4 separate regions of the Homo sapiens genome follow, and all the other regions are linked to region 1. A link is an interaction called in ENCODE POLR2A ChIA-PET data of the cell type or tissue named here. Cell type or tissue: OCI-LY7. All regions are shown on one strand. Each heading gives the region's core, and the rest is flanking DNA. Links, peaks and the distances in the headings are about the cores only. Region 1 overlaps YTHDC2 (YTH N6-methyladenosine RNA binding protein C2). Region 2 overlaps MCC (MCC regulator of Wnt signaling pathway). Region 3 overlaps MCC (MCC regulator of Wnt signaling pathway). Region 4 overlaps MCC (MCC regulator of Wnt signaling pathway).

The links. ChIA-PET counts read pairs that join two places held together with the same protein. Peaks named below come from ENCODE experiments on the same cell type or tissue, not always from the same donor. Only the 100,000 strongest peaks of a DNase experiment are listed, where the experiment ranks them.
Region 2: POLR2A ChIA-PET joins it to region 1 with 5 read pairs; 4 of 35 experiments call an interaction of 5 or more read pairs at or near these places.
Region 3: POLR2A ChIA-PET joins it to region 1 with 5 read pairs; 4 of 35 experiments call an interaction of 5 or more read pairs at or near these places.
Region 4: POLR2A ChIA-PET joins it to region 1 with 5 read pairs; 3 of 35 experiments call an interaction of 5 or more read pairs at or near these places.

Annotation. Positions count from the first base shown.
Region 1 is chr5:113,520,968-113,526,288 of GRCh38, forward strand. It overlaps YTHDC2 (YTH N6-methyladenosine RNA binding protein C2), which reads left to right. Exons shown (of 30, transcript NM_022828.5): 3 at 4,014-4,210. Among named protein-coding and RNA genes, the nearest start is that of YTHDC2, 9.9 kb to the left of the region's middle. In OCI-LY7, for the core only: a CTCF peak has its summit at 4,307; DNase peaks (open chromatin) are centred at 2,404 and 4,164; H3K4me3 peaks cover 3,299 bases; H3K27ac peaks cover 3,595 bases.
Region 2 is chr5:113,362,838-113,366,837 of GRCh38, forward strand. The region is part of intron 2 of MCC (MCC regulator of Wnt signaling pathway); the gene reads right to left. Among named protein-coding and RNA genes, the nearest start is that of TSSK1B, 70 kb to the right of the region's middle. In OCI-LY7, for the core only: no CTCF peak of the experiment used is centred there; no DNase peak of the experiment used is centred there.
Region 3 is chr5:113,356,771-113,360,770 of GRCh38, forward strand. All of the region lies in intron 2 of MCC (MCC regulator of Wnt signaling pathway), which reads right to left. Among named protein-coding and RNA genes, the nearest start is that of TSSK1B, 76 kb to the right of the region's middle. In OCI-LY7, for the core only: no CTCF peak of the experiment used is centred there; no DNase peak of the experiment used is centred there.
Region 4 is chr5:113,462,902-113,466,901 of GRCh38, forward strand. The region is part of intron 1 of MCC (MCC regulator of Wnt signaling pathway); the gene reads right to left. Among named protein-coding and RNA genes, the nearest start is that of MCC, 24 kb to the right of the region's middle. In OCI-LY7, for the core only: no CTCF peak of the experiment used is centred there; no DNase peak of the experiment used is centred there.

The DNA of each region.
Region 1 (5,321 bases), core at 671-4,670:
GTGTTTTCATCATTTAGCTCCTACTTACAAATGTGAGCATGCAGTATTTGGATTTCTGTTCTTGGGTTAGTTTGCTAAGGATAATGGCCTTCAGCTCCATCTGTGTTCCTGCAAAGGACATGGTCTCATTCTTTTGTATGGCTGCATAGTATTCCATGGTGTATATGTAGTACCACATTTTATTTATCCAGTCTACCATGGATCATAACAAGTTTTATAAGGCAGAGTCTATTTTAACACCTGGCACCTATATAACAGATGAGGCAATTAAAGCCTAGAGATGTTAAGTAATTTTCCTGAGATCACACAGCTAGCAAGTGGCAGAGCCAGGATTTGAACACAGTTAATACTTAACTAATTATTTTTTGATGTTCACATCAAGTTCATAGCAGTGTAGTAGGTGCTCTGAGGAGTTAGAACAGAAATATTGGATAGATCTCATCTTCAATTTAGCTTATAGTTCATTAAGACCAGAAAAATAGGCTGGGCGCAGTGGCTCATGCTGGTAATCCCAGCACTTTGGGAGGCCGAGGTGGGTGGATCACCTGAGGTCAGGAGTTCCAGACCAGCCTGACTAATATGGTGAAACCCCATCTCTCCTAAAAATACAAAAATTAGCCATGCATGGTGGCGGGCGGCTGTAGTCCCAGCTACTGGGGAGACTGAGACAGGAGAACTGCTTGAACCCAGGAGGCGGAGGTTGCAGTGAGCCGAGATCGTGCCACTGCACTCCAGCCTGGGTAGCAAAGCAAGACTCTGTCTCAAAAAAAAAAAAAGAAAAAAAACCCAGAAAAATAAATTTACTGTAGGCATAGTGACCATGCCTTGAAAGCAAAAAGCAAGACTCTGTCTCAAAAAAAAAAAAAAAAAGAAAAACCCAGAAAAATAAATTTACTATAGGCATAGTGACCATACCTTGAAAGCAGCTGTGCTCAGTTTGGCGACAACATGAAGTGAACTGGTTGGTTTATTAGTTTTTAGGTAATCATAAAAAAGTACAAATTAGTATGATGCAAACTTTACTACATTTCCAATTCTGTATTACAGTATTGGGGAGAAAGTGGTTTGGAGCTAGATCTTTGCATCTGTCTGCCTAATGGAAATATAAATTAAGGGAATATAAAATTAAGTACTTATTAGGCATCAAATGAATGCCTGTTTTTTTTGTTTTTTGTTTTTTTTTTTTTTGGTGGTGGTTGTTGTTTGTTTTTAAGAGACTCCTGGTGTCTGTGAGCTTTTTAAGCAGTCATTTGAGATTTGGGCTCTTCAGCTGATCTTTTAAACTGTTCTTAGATTTACAAGTAGGGAATATTGAAGCATATGTTTGTATTTGATTTAAATGTTTAGTAACATCCTTTTAAATTAGTAAATTGATTAATGTTAACATTGTGTCAAATTTGATTACTTATAGCATCATTTTTCTTTCAAAGGAAGAAGCCATTGAAATGCCAAAATGCATCGGTTACTTTTATTTTTCGAAAGTTAGGTGTTATGATGCTCTCAACTGTAATTTTATTACATTTACTTTTATATTTCAAAATTGCATATGGGGTTTACCTTTTATTTAAAAAACTCTTGTGAATTTCACTTAGCTAGCATCTTTTCCACATGTGCAGCTAGTTTTTAGTTAATTTTGCTTTGTATAAAAGATTCCTGTGTTTATCATCAAACCATAGTTTCGGTTATCTTGGAATGAAAGCATAATAAGGAGTTCTCAATTTGTTAGTTTACGTAGTATGACAAATTTCTACTGTATTTAATGTTTCCATCCTCACAACAATGAGGTGAATATTTTACCAAAAATTTCATTAATCCTTTTATGATATATCAGTGTCACTGTGGTGCTGACTGTGGTAGGAATAATCAGTAAAAGCACAAGTAGACTCCTTTACTAAAACATAAAAATGATCAAGTTGATATTATCTTTCCATTCTACCATATGTGCTCAAACTGAATTCAGTAAATTTTAAATGGTAATGGCTAAGTAGTCCCACCTGCTTATTATGAGGTTTTTTTTAATACCTAAATGCTATATTAGGTAACCTATGTTAGGAAGGTTTCAATCTAACTTATTATTTCAGTTGTGAGCTTGTTGAGAAAGGGTATATTTTACTCCATTTTGTATTCCTGGCTTCTACCACAGTGCCTGGCATAAAGTCAGTGTTTAGTTAATAGATGATAAATGATTGAGTGAATGAATAAAATACAATTAAAGGTGAAATATAGCAAAACCTTTCTGAGATGATTTTTAAGAAAATTAAAGCATCTTTGAGTTCTTAAAAATATGAAGTTTTTAAAATTAACAATTGTACAGTGTCAGAGAAGTAAAATGATTTGCCGTTGATCATGTAACTGCTTGAAAGTTTATTACTAGCTGAATACTAGCCTCCTACCATTTGCTCTGGTGCTCAGTTCAGCTCACTTCCTGCCTTTTGTAGTTAAAATTTTATGAAATGAACATCACAGAAGGGGAATGAATTATTGAGTCTATAATGACTGTCCTTTAGTTTCAGAAAGGTCCGTGGGAAAAGAACCTATTATAGAGAACATTTATGGAATTCAATAATTTGAATTTATCATGGAAATAAGTAAAACTTCTAGATCAGGTTAAATTTTATTTCATCTTTATAGCATCATTTTAAGTACCACCAAGTACTTTTTAAGGAGTAAATAACAACCTAGAAAGCTTAAAATTCATTGAAATATTCAATAAGGAGTTTCCAGAAATCAAAAACCTTGATAAATTGGAAGCCTCACTTAGAAAACTTATATGCTAAAACTGTATAGGTTAATCCCCAGTTTGATATCACTCTTATGGTGAAGATACTGTTGATAAAATTTACATCTAATGAAAATTAGAAAAATTATAAAATTTGCTTTGTAAATTATAAATTTTTCATTGTATTTATGGCTCTGTTGATTATTTCTATAATAGTGACATTAACAAATGGCAAAACATTTTATGAAATATTTTGGGTAACTTAAAATTTAAGAAATAGTATTGTTTCTGACTATAATAATAGTTTTCATTTATTTAGAGTCTACTCTGCAACAGATACTGCACTTTGCATGTATTATCTTAATCATATGAATAATCCTTTGAGATATATATTACTATTGTGTTGGGCTCAGAGCCATTAAGTAGTTTACCTGTAGTGCCACAACTAGTAAGTGGTAGAAGTGGGATTCAAGCTGAGGTCTGTGTGCCTTTGGAGCCTGAGCTCTTAATCAGTATTACACTGCTACATTATAGGCATGTATTATGAAATCATTCAAAACACATCTGGGAAATTCCTGGTATATAACACTATACCTACTACTCTTAGAGCCGCAGAAGTCATGAAAGATATGCTCAGTCCTGGACCAGTTGAGGAAACAATATACCTACAGTAAATAACTTGAACAGTTACAAATCATCATTACCTTATAATTGAAGAGTAGAACCAGAAGCTTTGAAAAATATTTTATTAAAAATGCATCTGAAATTATTTATCAGTAATGCTGATTTATGCTTTTTTGGTCCAACCATGAAACTTGGCTCTCTTAACAGGTTTTCATGGGAGTGTCTCATTACCAACATACTGTGGAAGCATTCACTGGGACATATTAGTCTGAACTATAGACCATAACTTTTTCATTATCATTTTTAGGTTCTATTGTTCAGATTGATTTTCCCCCTCTGTATGCTTCCCAGCATGTATCATATTAACTGGTGATGTTTCATCTACCATGAAGTCTGCTAAAGACAAACTTTAACACTTAAGGGTAAGTAAGCCTTTTTAGTGGACTTAAAATTGGATTTACAGCACTTGAAATTTTAATTGAAAATAGTTTTATGGCCACTTTAGCCCAAATCTTTCTTTACTGAATTTTTTTGGACTTTCAGCATCTTCTCCCAAAGCATTTTGATTTTTTTCAGTGTTTTGCTTGAGACATATTTTCTAAGTGGGCATACATCATATGTGAACAAGTTGACTTTATATAGTAAATAAATGATTTTTATTAATATTCAGAAAGGGAGCAAATAGATACCTAACTGTGAAGAAGAAAGATGGATCAGAAACAGCTCATGCAATGATGACCTGTAATTTGACTCATAATACAAAACATGCTGTTAGGAGCCTAATTCAAAGATTTCCTGTCACCAATAAAGAGCGTACAGAACTTCTGCCTAAAACAGAAAGAGGAAATGTGTTTGCAGTTGAAGCTGGTATGTATTTTCTGGGGAGCTTCCTCATTTACCCTATTATTTGATGACTGTTCTTTTTCCATTTTAGATTTATTTTCGAAAACCAAGATGAAATAAGATTTCTCAATTGGAATAGTTTGTTAGAAATGATTAAGAGTTGTAAAAATTTGAAACAAAGTGCAGTGTTAAAGCATGTCATTAAGTTGAACCAAGTTTTTTTTTTTAGTATTAATAATAATATCAATAGCTACCATTTACTGAGCATTAACTGTGTATGAGGCAGTATACAAAACCCTTTATATGGGGCCTCCTAGCAACCTTTGCAAGGTAAGAATTTCCCCTATTTCACAGGTGAAGAAACTGAGGCTTAGAGGAATTAAATAATTCATTCGAGGACACCAAACCAGCCAATAAACTGCAGAGCGGGTATTTGACTCCAGGGACTAGACTTTCCTATATTATGCTGCCATAACACACTAATAAGTGAGATTTTGAACTGGGGCTTTAGCTCTGGTAAGAGATTGGACAGAGTCTTCAGTACATTAAGTTGCTCAAAAGTAGGTAGATAATGTATTTGGGTTATAAAATAAAGATGTAATTTTACTATTTGGAAAGATCACTTCCCTATTAAGAAAACTATTTATTGCCTATAGTGATAAAATTTACATAGTTATTATTGTCTATTGGAATAGATCAGCAGAATATAGAAAATATGTGGTCCTAGATATCAAAGAACTTTCACTTTAAATATAGGCACACAAACATATTTTGAGCTACATGAATATAAAACATTTCATACCTCTTCTTTATTCCTATCTGTTTAGTTAAATGTGGATGTTGGCTAAAATACGCCATTAGGAAATTTGTTAACATTAGGACCTTTATATTTAACACATAATTATTCTATTTGATCACTTAATCTTACATGTATAGCATTAAACATATATGGGATATTTTCTTTTTTTTGTAATATGTTTTCGTAATGTACGTGACAGATCTTATAAGTATAATGTACATTATTTCCTACTACAAAAATTTAATTTTCCATGAAATTATTGATAGAAATTTATAACAAGCCTAAAAATCATCTAGATTATCAAGATTGTTTTATTTTTAATGGTTATTGAATGAT
Region 2 (4,000 bases), core at 1-4,000, 160 kb before region 1:
CTTTTTTTACACTAATGGGATGACTCCAGGGTGGAGGGAGGGAGCTTCTGCTTCATTCTTTCCTCTGCTTCTGGAAATATAATTTTATGTTATGTTAAAAACTTCCTGACTATAGCCTCTTGTGTTAGTCCATTCTTGCACTGCTATTAAAAAAAAACCTGGCCAGGTGCAGTGGCTCATGCCTGTAATCCCAGCACTTTGGGAGACAGAGGCGGGCGGATCACAAGGTCAGGAGATCAAGGCCAGCCTGGCCAACACGGCAAAACCCTATCTCTACTAAAAATACAAAAATTAGCTGGTGTGGTGGCACGTGCCTGTAATCCCAGCTATTCAGGAGGCTGAGGCAGGAGAATTGCTTGAACCAGGGAGTTGGAAGTTGCAGTGAGCCGAGATCACGCCACAGCATTCTAGCCTGGCGACAGAGCGAGACTCCGTCTCAAAAAACAAAAACAAAAAAACAAACAAAAAAAACCCTGGGAGCAGGTAATTTATAAAGAAGAAATTTAATTGGCTCACAGTTCCACCGGCTGTACAGGAAGCATGATGCCAGTATCCACTTGGCTTCTGGGGAGGCCTCAGTAAACTTACAATTATGGCAGAAGGCAAAGGGGGAGCCAGCACTTCACACAGCCTCAGCAAAAGGAAGAGAGAGAAGGGGGAGGTTCTACACACTTTGAACCAAATCTCATGAGAACTCACTCACTAAATAGTACCAAAGGGGGATGGTGCTAGACCATTCATAAGAACTCTGCCCCATGATCCAGTCATCTCCCACCAGGCCCCAACTCCAACACTTGGGATTACAATTTGACATGAGATTTGGTGGGGATACAGATCCAAACCCTATCGTTCCACCTCTGGACCCTCCAAATCTCATGTCCTTCTCACATTGCAAAATACAATCATGCCTTCCCAATAGTCCCCGAAAGTCTTATTTCAGCATTAACTCAAAAGTCCAAAGTCCAAAATCTCATCTGTGACAAGACTAGGCCTTATGCCTATAATCCCGTAGAATCAAAACAAGTTAGTTACATCCAAGATACAATGGTAGTACAAGCACTAGGTAAATAGTCCCCTTCCAAAACGAAGAAATAGGCCAAAAGAAAGAAACTATAGCCAGACACAGTGGCTCAAGCCTGTAATCTCAGCACTTTGGGAGACCAAGGCAGGCAGATCACAAGGTCAGGAATTCAAGACCAGCCTGGCCAATATGGTGAAACCTCGTCTGTACTAAAATGCAAAAATTAGCTGGGCATGGTGGTGGGTGCCTGTAATCCCAGCTACTCAGGAGGCTGAAGCAGGAGAACTGCTTGAACCTGGGAGGCAGAGATTGCAGTGAGCTGAGATTGCGTCACTGCACTCCAGCCTGGGTGACAGAGTGAGACTCTTTCTCAAAAACAGAAAAAAAAAAAAAAAAAAAAAACCAGAAAAAAAAAAAAAAGGAACTCTAGGCCCCATGCAAGTCCAAAACCCAGCAGGGCAGTTATTAAATCTTAAAGCTCCAAAATAATCTCCTTTGACTTAATTTCTCACATCCAGGGTACACAAATGCAAGTGGTGGGCTCCCAAGGCCTTGGGCAGCTCTGCCCCTACAGCTTTGCAGGGTTCAGCCCCTGTGGCTACTTTCATGGGCTGGCACTAAGTGCCGATGGCTTTTCCAACTACAGGGTGCAAACTGCCAGTGGCTCTACCATTCCAGGGTCTGGAGGATGATGGCCCTCTTCTCCCAGCTCCACTAGACAGTGCCCCAGTGGGGACTTGTGTGGGGGCTCCAATCCCACATTTCCCCTTCATATTGTCCTAGTACAGGTTCTCCATGAGGGCTCTGCCTCAGCAGCAGTCTTCTGCCTGGACATCCAGGCTTTTCCATACATCCTTTGAAATCTAGGTGGAGGCTCACATGCTTCAGCTCTTGCATTCTGCACACCTGCAGGCTTAACACCATGTAGAAGCCACCAAGGCATATGGCTTGCACCTTCTGGAGCAGTGGGCTGAGCTCTATCTGAGGCCCTTTGAGCCAAGTCTGGAGCTGGAGTAGTTTGGATGCAGGGAGCAGTGTCCCAAGCCCACACAGGGTGGCAGGTCTCTGGGCATGGCCATGAAACCCTCCTATGTCTCCAGACCTGTGATGAGAGGGGCTGCTGTGCAGGTTTCTGAAATGCCTTTGAGGTCTTTTCCCTATTGTCTTGGCTATTTGCACTTGGCTCTTCTACTTACACAAATTTATGTGGCCTAACTGAATTCTTCCCCTGAAAACAGGCTTTTCTTTTCTACCACATGGCCAGGCTGCAAATTTTCCAAACTTTTACACCCTCCTTCCTTTTTAAATTCCAGTTTTATGTCACTTTTCTGCTCACACATATGAGCATAGGCTGTTAGAAGCAACCAGGCCACATCTTGAATGCCTTGTTGCTTAGAAATTTCTTCTACCAGATATCCTAAATCATCACTCTCAAGTTCAAAGTTCCACAGATCCCTAGAGCAGAAGCACAATGCAGCCAGGGTCTCTGCTAAACCGTAGCACAAGTGACCTTTACTCTAGTTCCAAAAGTTCTTTATTTCTGTCTGAGACCTTATTACCCTGGACTTGATTATCAACATCACTGTCAGCACTGTCATAACCATTCAACAAGTCTCTAGGAAGTTCCAAACTTTCTCTTAACTTCCTATCTTCTTCTAAGCCCTCCACACTCTTCCAACCTCTGCCCATTACCCAGTTCCAAAGCTACTTCCACATTTTCAGGTATCTTTATAGCAACACCCCACTACTTGGTACCAATTTTCTGTATTAGTTCATTCTTGCATTGCTATAAAGAAATACCTGAGACTGGGTAATTTATAAAGAAAAGAGGTTTAACTGGCTCATGGTTCCACAAGCTGTAGAGGAAACATGATGCTGGCATCTGCTCAGCTTCTGGGGAGGCCTCAGGAAACTTAGAATCATGGCAGAAGGCAAAGGAGGAGCCAGCACTTCATATCCAGAAGGAAGAGAGAGAGCAGGGAGGTGTTACATGCTTTTAAACAACCATATCTTGTGAGAACTCACTCACTATACAGTACCAAGTTGGGGATGGTGCTAAATCACTCATGAGAACTTGACCCTGTGATCTAATCACTTCCCACCAGGCCCCACCTCCAACACTTGGGATTACAATTCAACATGAGATTTGATGGTGACATAGATCCAAACCATATCACCTCTCTTTCATATTTTACATCTCTTTCTTCTTTTGTGCTTTCGAAACTAATGTCCTCAAACCCCTCTTTCAGTTCACGAATTCTCTCTTCATTTCTAATTAGTTAATTTTAATCAGATTTTAATTTCAATTATAACATTTCTCATTCCTAGATGTTCATTTGGTTCCTTTTTTGAATCTGCTTTGTCTTTTTGGTTTTCTTTTTTTCTAGCTTAGATTTTCTTTCTGGACACAGTAAGTGTAATTATATTCTGAATTTGATAATTTCAATAAATGAAATCTTAGTAGGTTTTTTTTTATGTTAATTCTTGCTCATGTGTGTAGTCTCTTTATATACTAAGTAATTGTAGAAACTGAATTGCCCATATTCTCTGGAGAATTATTTGTGGATATTCTTTTAGAACTGCTTTAATCACCTCCAAGGCAATTTTCCTTTTAATATTTCGAGGGTAATATATGGGTAGAATACTTCTGTTCAACCTAAGCCAGAATATATAGCCCTCTAGGCTTCTAGATTTTTTAAAAAACGATTTGTCTTATTTGATTTCCTACCTGAGAAGACGCTGAAATTTGTCTTCTGTTCCCAGAGTCCATAAGGTCATGTAATTTTTATGAGGTTCAGACAATAAGTAAGAGTGGCTTGGTGTGCAAGGTTTCCTCATTTACTTAGATTTTAGACTCATACATCTTTACTCTTTTGCTGGATATTCAGCATGTTTAAAGGAGAAGGTTAAAAATATAGTTATTTCAGCTTTTTAAAATTATTTATTTATTTACTTATTTTTTGAGACAGGATCTTACTC
Region 3 (4,000 bases), core at 1-4,000, 160 kb before region 1:
CAAGCCAAAGCATCTGGAACACCTAAAATTTACCTTAAGGTTGGTAACAATTCTGACAGCTAACAGCTATTCAAAGTCCACCACACTAAGGACCAGATACTGTACTAAGCATTTCACATATATTATCTTTGGTCCTACCAATAGCCTATGAATTGCCACAACATTTTTCCCATTTTTAGAAGAGGACATTTTCTCTCTTTCAGCTTAATTTCATAGACATTGCTCATTTGCATAGAATAGTGGTTAAGAACTGGGGTTTTGTAGTCATGCTGCTTAGTATCAGGTTTAAAGACACCATAACCAGCTATGTGACATCAAGCAAGTTATTTAGCCTCAGTTTCTTAATGTTTAAAATAGGGATAATAAAGTGTACTTTCATGAGGTTGTTGTGAGAATTAAAGTTAAAATATGTACAGCATTTAAGACAATCCCTGGCATATGGTAAACTGATCAACAAATGTTAGCCATTATCTGATCACACTTCATAATTACTTATTTGGAATCCATTTTAGATAATAGAAAGCAAATATATAGGGAAAATGTACACTCTCAGCTTCTGAAAGGTAACAATTATGATTACCAATTTAAAAATACAAAACAATTGACACCCAACCAGTGCCTAAAATTTTAAACAATAGTTTTGTTACAGTAGGTAGTCAGGCATGAGCAGGGCAGAAGAGGGCCCCCCACCTACCAGGAATGTCCGGTGACCATCAGGTGATGGTCAGGCAGTTGTTAAAACTGTCTCTTTAAAATAATAATTGGTCACAGCAAGTACCAGGGAAAGGCAGTCTCCCAATAGACAGAAAAAACCTGAAACTGCAGATCAGCAGCTTCCCGATAAGATCTCAGGAGTTGGGGCAAGTGGGCTCAACCATGTGCACTAAGGCAAAATGGTGGAGCTTAACTCATATATGACCTTCTAGGAACACTACTGGTAACGGAAGAACGCCTGAAGTGAGCATGTGTACAACGTCAGTAAATACACTATGCTTGCAGCCCCTCCCAAGTGCTAGCAGGCCACTGAGCATGTGGATAGCCCAACCAAAGGGAAGACTCAGGGGAGAAGTAATGCAACCACAGAAGCATGCCATTGTTTAAGACCCAAAGTCAGAGGTCAAACTGCACACTTGAATCTCTCAAGTTGCCCACTGGCCTTCTTCCAAGTGCACTTTACTTCCTTTTGTTCCTGCCCTAAAATTTTTTAAAAACTTTCTAAAAAACTTTCATTCCTGCTCTAAAACTTGCCTCCATTTCTCACTCTGCCTTATGCCCTTTGGTCAAATTCTTTCTTCTTAGGAGGCAAGAACTGACATTGCTGCAGACCCATATAGACTCACCCACTGCTAACAGTTTTATTCCAGCATTATTGTAAAGAAAATGAAAATAGCCAATCATGTCAGAGCCAAAGTTACATTTCTCTGAGTATGGAATATTCCATTAGTAAGTCAGTCTTTGGTTACTGGGTTTGACAGACTTAACTTCCCTATTCTACTTGGCCAGCTCTAATCTTGAGAGGACATTGGCCCTCCCAAAACTTGTGGCCAGCACCATGAGGAAATCTGCACTTCCTGGCAGCAGTAATGACTTAAAAGCAGAGTAGGCATGATTTATTAATTAGATCTGTGCTCTGGCCACCCCTCTGTTTTCTACCTTTAGCTTCTTTTCCATCCTTCATTTGAGCACTGGGCTCTTTCATCACAACAAAGGCAGATGAAAATGCAGAGTGTTTAGGGGATCCTGAGACCTGTATTAACAGTATCTTATGATATTGTCTATGTTTAGTGGCCCTGTATCTTTCAGTTATGTGGGTTCTTTAGAGTACATTGCCTAATTTATTACCCTCCATGTCAAGAAGGAAAATAATCCTTTCAATATACCAGAAGCAGCTACCTTTATGAATTTAAAGCTACCACATTGCCACAAGAAGCATGGGATAATTTTAACAAATTGGCTGCCAGGTGTCAGCTGTCCCTGTCACAGCATATTTACTATTTCTAGATAATACTGACATCAACAGAAGCAGCAGTAAATCGCTTAGTCCACAACAGAATCACCATGAGTCTTTAGTCATTTATTAATGTCAATGCTTGGTATGAAATTCAGGAACCTGATCCCCATGAGGGCCCCTAGCATCGTCCACTACAAATTACATTACTAACACAGGCCAATTGTCTTAAAATCTGTGCCTGTGGTCACAAGGAGAACTGGGTGGGAATGTACAGATAAATAGAGTCTATCTATCCTTCTCCTAAGGAAAAATAAAGAGCAATTCAAAGGACATGTCTACTAAGGGGCGGTAAATAATATTATCTCTCAGGTAGTTCCTTTGCCCTTTGTCTGTCTTCAGGAAGTGAGCTTATTAGTGTCTTATTTAGAACATATATATGTTACACATATCCTATCTAGGGCCAATGCACGGAATTTCAATGTAACATTGGGAATATAGTGGAAGATATATTTTGAAATGCAACTCCCTCTCCCCTTCCCCCACCCCAAGACTGTTGACAGGTGCTAAGAAAGAAAGAAATGAGGAAATTTTTCTTACCGAAGCATGCTTATCAACACCATCACCATTAGTGGATATTTCTAATGTCCCACTGTGCCCAAGTGAGTTCAGCAATCCTTGATGTCTTTAAGCACAGGCCTGAGAACACTTAATGGGAGATATTTTAGAGACAACTAACCCAAGGAGCAGCTGCAATAAACAGACTTTAAAATTCTCCTCCAGCTCTAGCTTCTGTTGTTCTGTTCTTCATCAAGTTTAATATAAAAGGCAAAGTGTCTGCCCTTGGGCAGTTAATAATCTGGTTAAGAAAGCACAGCTGAGGCAAGCCTCTTTAACCTTTTAAAAAAAACAATTAAAAATAATATTTGGCAGCTCATTATCTTGGTTTGTCTAAACTATGTATATTGAAGGAGATAAGCAAGAAGGTTGATTCAGGGCTGAAGAATTCAAAGGAGAGTTTGGGGAAGGAGCATTAAAATGAAGAGGTATTAAAGCAAATAAATTGACTTTCACTTCATAGAAGATAAATAGAATGTTTGGTCCTTTAGCCCCTGAAGCGGGCTGGGGAGTAGGGGTAACATCCATGGTCCATATGAGTTTAAGATTTTTTTCTTTAAGATTTGTCTCTCTTGGTTAGAAGGCAGAGATTGCATTTTGGATCAATTTATCTTTCTCTTACAAGGCATATTAATGGAAGCCATGTATTCAGTAAGCCCTTGCTAGTCACTAATTTTTAAGTGTCATAAATGGGAGACTGTGAATGGGGATGATGCTAATCTGAGCCTGCTCCCTGCCATGAAAAGCATCACATACAACCTCTCGTATGGCATGCCAATGACATTGTCATACCTCTTGGCTGAAAATCAGCCTAATCAAAATGGAAAATGCCAGGGGAAAAAATACACCAAGGGGAATAAAAAAAAAAATGATTTCGATTCCAGCTTCTTCACAAAAAACAAAATATTATCCTTTATTCATGAAAAGTTGACATTTTTCACTTAAGTTTTCTTAATGTGGTGGATTACATTGATTTTCTAATGTTAAACCAAGTTTGCATTCCAGAGACAAACTCTATATACTCTAAATCTTGTTTATATATTACTGATTTTGGTTTGCTAGTATTTTGTTTAGGATTTTTGCATCTCTTTTCCAAAGTAAAATTAGCCCATAATTTTTATTCCTAACATTGTCCTTGTTATGTTTCCATCTTAGGTTATGTGTGAGTCTGTCTGTTTTTGAATGTTAGGTAGACGTCACCAGTGAAGCTGTCTGGGCCTGGAATTTTCTTTGTGGAAAGATTTTTTAAATTACTGCTTTAATTTCACTCATAGTTATGGAACCATTCAGACTTTATACTCCTTAATGAATCAGTTTTAGTAAATTATGTTTTTCTGGAAATTCATCTATTTTATCTAAAATTTTGCAAATATTGACAGAAATCTGTTCATAATCTTTTCTTTTCAAACGTGTCTGCAGCATCTATAGCAGTCT
Region 4 (4,000 bases), core at 1-4,000, 59 kb before region 1:
AAAAGATATTAACCAACAATTCCCACGAATGAACATATCATTACAAATGGAGATAAGTAACACAAGAAATACTTAGAAGATAATATTAAAAGAAAGAAGATAATAATAAAAGAAAGATGAGAGGGCCAGGGAAGGCTGAAAAAGTGTCCCCTGAGCTGAGTTTACAGTTTGAGAACAGCTGGATGTATCCAGTGCACAGGAGCTAGATAGGGAGTGAGAGCAGAACACACTGGAGAAACTGAAATTCAGAAAAGAAGAGAGTGGTTGATGTACAGAGAGCCTAGAGGAGAGAGGGCAAGATGAGGTAGGAGAGGAAGCCTTTTTGGCCCTGCATGGTTAAGAATTATGACTCACTTGAAGGGTTGTAAGCAGGGGCAAGGTGAGCAGATTAGCACTTCAAAAAGATCTCTCTAGGTACAGTGTGGAGGACTGCATTGGAGGGAGGCCAAAGGAGAGATGGGAAGGCCAGTTAGGAATATTTGAAGTGCTCCAAGTGAGACAATTAGGGTAATCATAAGGGAGATGGAAAGAAGTAGACAGATTTGAGAGAGATTTAAAAGGTAAAATAATAGGACTTGGTGATGAAATCAACATGGGAGTTCATGGAAAAGGAGAGCTCAAGGATCTTTCCAAGTTTGTTCTGGCTTCCCGTAAGTGGGTGTACATGGTCACATTCACTGAGAGAGCAAGCCTGGAAGATTAGTTTTGTGGGAAGAATCCTGAATCCATTGTTGGACTTGTGGAGTTTAAAATGCCTTACAAATACCTGGCAGGAGATGATTTATAGGCAGTTGGGTCAATTAGTTATGCAAGTCTGAGATGCAGAAAAGAGGACCGAGCTGGACATTTACTAAGGGAGTCACTGTCACATACAAAGAGAACTGAAGCTGAAACGTAAATAAGAGACGAAACGTAAATACCTAGAGAGAATGTCTGAGGTTAAAAGAGAAGTGAGCAAAAATTGATGCCTTAAAATATTCTAACACTCAATAGCTAGGTAGAGGAGGATAAGCCTGCAAAGGAGATAGAAAGGAATGAGCCAAAGAGGTGGGAGAACAGCAAGAAGACTGTGGGGTCTTGGCAGCCAGGAAAAGGGGATGCGTCCAGAGGCAGGCAATGGGCAACACAGTCAATGGCTGAAAGGTGATACAGGCAAGGGGAAAACACCCTTTTTATTTACTGACAAGGTCACTAGTGACCTTAGCATTGATTCAATGAAGTGACAATAGGGCACCATGAAGTGACAAATGCCAGAACTCAGTGGGTTGAGGAGTTTATGAGAAGCAAGAAAATGGAGACAGTAAATATAGGCAATCAAACAGAATCAAGCAGGAAACTCAATTAGACTAAAAGCCAAAGTCCTCACAATAATCTGCAAGGCCATAAAATCTGCCCCCTCACTACTTCTCTTCTACTACTCTTCTTTTCTCACTCCAGCCACACTGGCCTGCTTATTCTTTGAATGCACCAGCTTCCACCTCATGGCTTTTGCCTTTGCTGTTCCTTTAATCAGGAACTTTCTTCCTTCACAGAAATAAATGGCTGCTCCCTAGCCCTCAGGTCTTTGCCCCCAAAATTATTCTCTCATCAAGGTCTCTCCTAACTACTTCATTTAATATTAAAATTAGCCTCTCACCCCTGAACTCCCTTCACTATTCCCTTCCCTGCCTTTATTTGGTATTTCTTACTCTCTAACATATCATGCTTTGTTTTTGTTTATTTATCTCACCTCCTGTCCCATGTAAGTTTCTTAAGGTTGGCTATTTTGTTCACTGCTATATTCTCAATGCTTAGAAGAGTCACTAGTACATAGTATGCACTCAATAAATGTATGTTGAATAAAATATTTGAATAAATTAAATAACTTTAATATATACTATCAAATAGCAACAAGAAAAAAAAAAGGCTAAAAAAGCTCCACTCATGGCAGCAATAAAATGTAGGGGGAAAATTAGAGAAACAAAATAAAATGAAAAATAAAGCATAAGTTGATTGTATTAGGAAAACTTCACTGACTGACATAAAAAAGACTTGAATAAATGTAGAGACATATAATCCCTCTTAACAAAAAATTGGCTTGCAGAGATATCAATTCTCTTTACATCAATTTAGAAACGTATCCTATTTCCAATTAAAATTCAATGGAATTTTAAAGTCCTTTTGGGAGGAAAAATATGCCTGAAAATAGCCAAGATTTTTTTTTTTGTGGGGCGGAGGGAGACAATGAGGAAGGGAGGCCACATAAAATATTAAACCATGTTATAAAGCAACAGTATTGAGCTAAGAACAGGTAGATCAAGAAAAAAAAAAAAGATCCATAATGAGATGCAAATATATGTTTTTCAAAGTTGTACACACATTAAATTATGTATTTTCAAGTCAGTAGAGATTCATCACATGGAAGTAGGAAAAATGGTTAACCATTTGGGGGAAAATTATGTTTTCTATCATGTGCTAAAAATTCATATACACAAAAATTCCTGAGGCATTAGATATTTAACTCCAAAATAAACCCATAAAATACTTATAAGAAAATAATGTCAATATTTATCTACTGAGCTCAGTAGAGAGAGTTTTAACATACGCAAAAGGAAAAAGTGAAGAAAAAGATTGACAGTGATAGATTTGGCTGCATAACCATATAAAGCTTATATTTTGCAAAAGGTATTACAAAATTTAAAACAAGACGAACATTTTAGGAAAATATTTGCAACCTGACAAAAGATTAGGATCTCTAATATACGAAGACCTCTTAGAAATCAAAAGAAAAATACAAATTCCTAACAGAAGAAAGTGAGCAAAAAGAAAATTCACAAATTAGAAATACAGATAGTCAATAAATAAATGAAAAAGATGTCCAAACTCACTAGGATTCAAAGAATTGTAAAGTTAAATAATGTTATACCATATTCAGATGTTAGATGATGGAGATTTAGAAAGGTTATAATAGTTAATGTTACTGAATAGATAAGAAAATGGGCACTCTTATAGACTGCTGATGTTAAACTCTGAAAAGCAATTAGGAATACATTAACCCACATTTTTTTTTTTTTTAGATGGAGTCTCGTTCCATCGCTCAGGCTGGAGTGCGGTGGCGCGATCTCGGCTCACTGCAACCTCTGCCTCTAGGGTTCAAGCGATTCCCCTGCCTCAGCCTCCTGGGTAGATGGGACTATAGGGAACAGTGTGAGCCATAGCTAGAGTCAATCTGGCTGGAAGCAAAGAAAGAGGCTGAGATCTAGGAGGGTAGGTGAAGTTGAGTAGCCATTCTTTTTTTTTTTTAATTTTATTATTATTATACTTTAAGTTTTAGGGTACATGTGCACAACGTGCAGGTTTGTTACATATGTATACATGTGCCATGCTGGTGTGCTGCACCCACCAACTCGTCATTTAGCATTAGGTATATCTCCTAATGCTATCCCTCCCCCCTCCCCCCACCCCACAACACTTCCCGATGTGTGATGTTCCCCTTCCTGTGTCCATGTGTTCTCATTGTTCAATTCCCACCTATGAGTGAGAACATGTGGTGTTTGGTTTTTTGTCCTTGCCATAGTTTGCTGAGAATGATGGTTTCCAGTTTCATCCATGTCCCTACAAAGGACACAAACTCATCATTTTTTATGGCTGCATAGTATTCCATGGTGTATATGTGCCACATTTTCTTAATCCAGTCTATCATTGTTGGACATTTAGGTTGGTTCCAAGTCTTTGCTATTGTGAATAGTGCTGCTATAAACATACGTGTGCATGTGTCTTTATAGCAGCATGATTTATAATCCTTTGGGTATATACCCAGTAATGGAATGGCTGGGTCAAATGGTATTTCTAGTTCTAGATCCCTGAGGAATCGCCACACTGACTTCCACAATGGTTGAACGAGTTTACAGTCCCACCAACAGTGTAAAAGTGTTCCTATTTCTCCACATCCTCTCCAGCACCTGTTGTTTCCTGACTTTTTAATGATCGCCATTCTAACTGGTGTGAGATGGTATCTCAC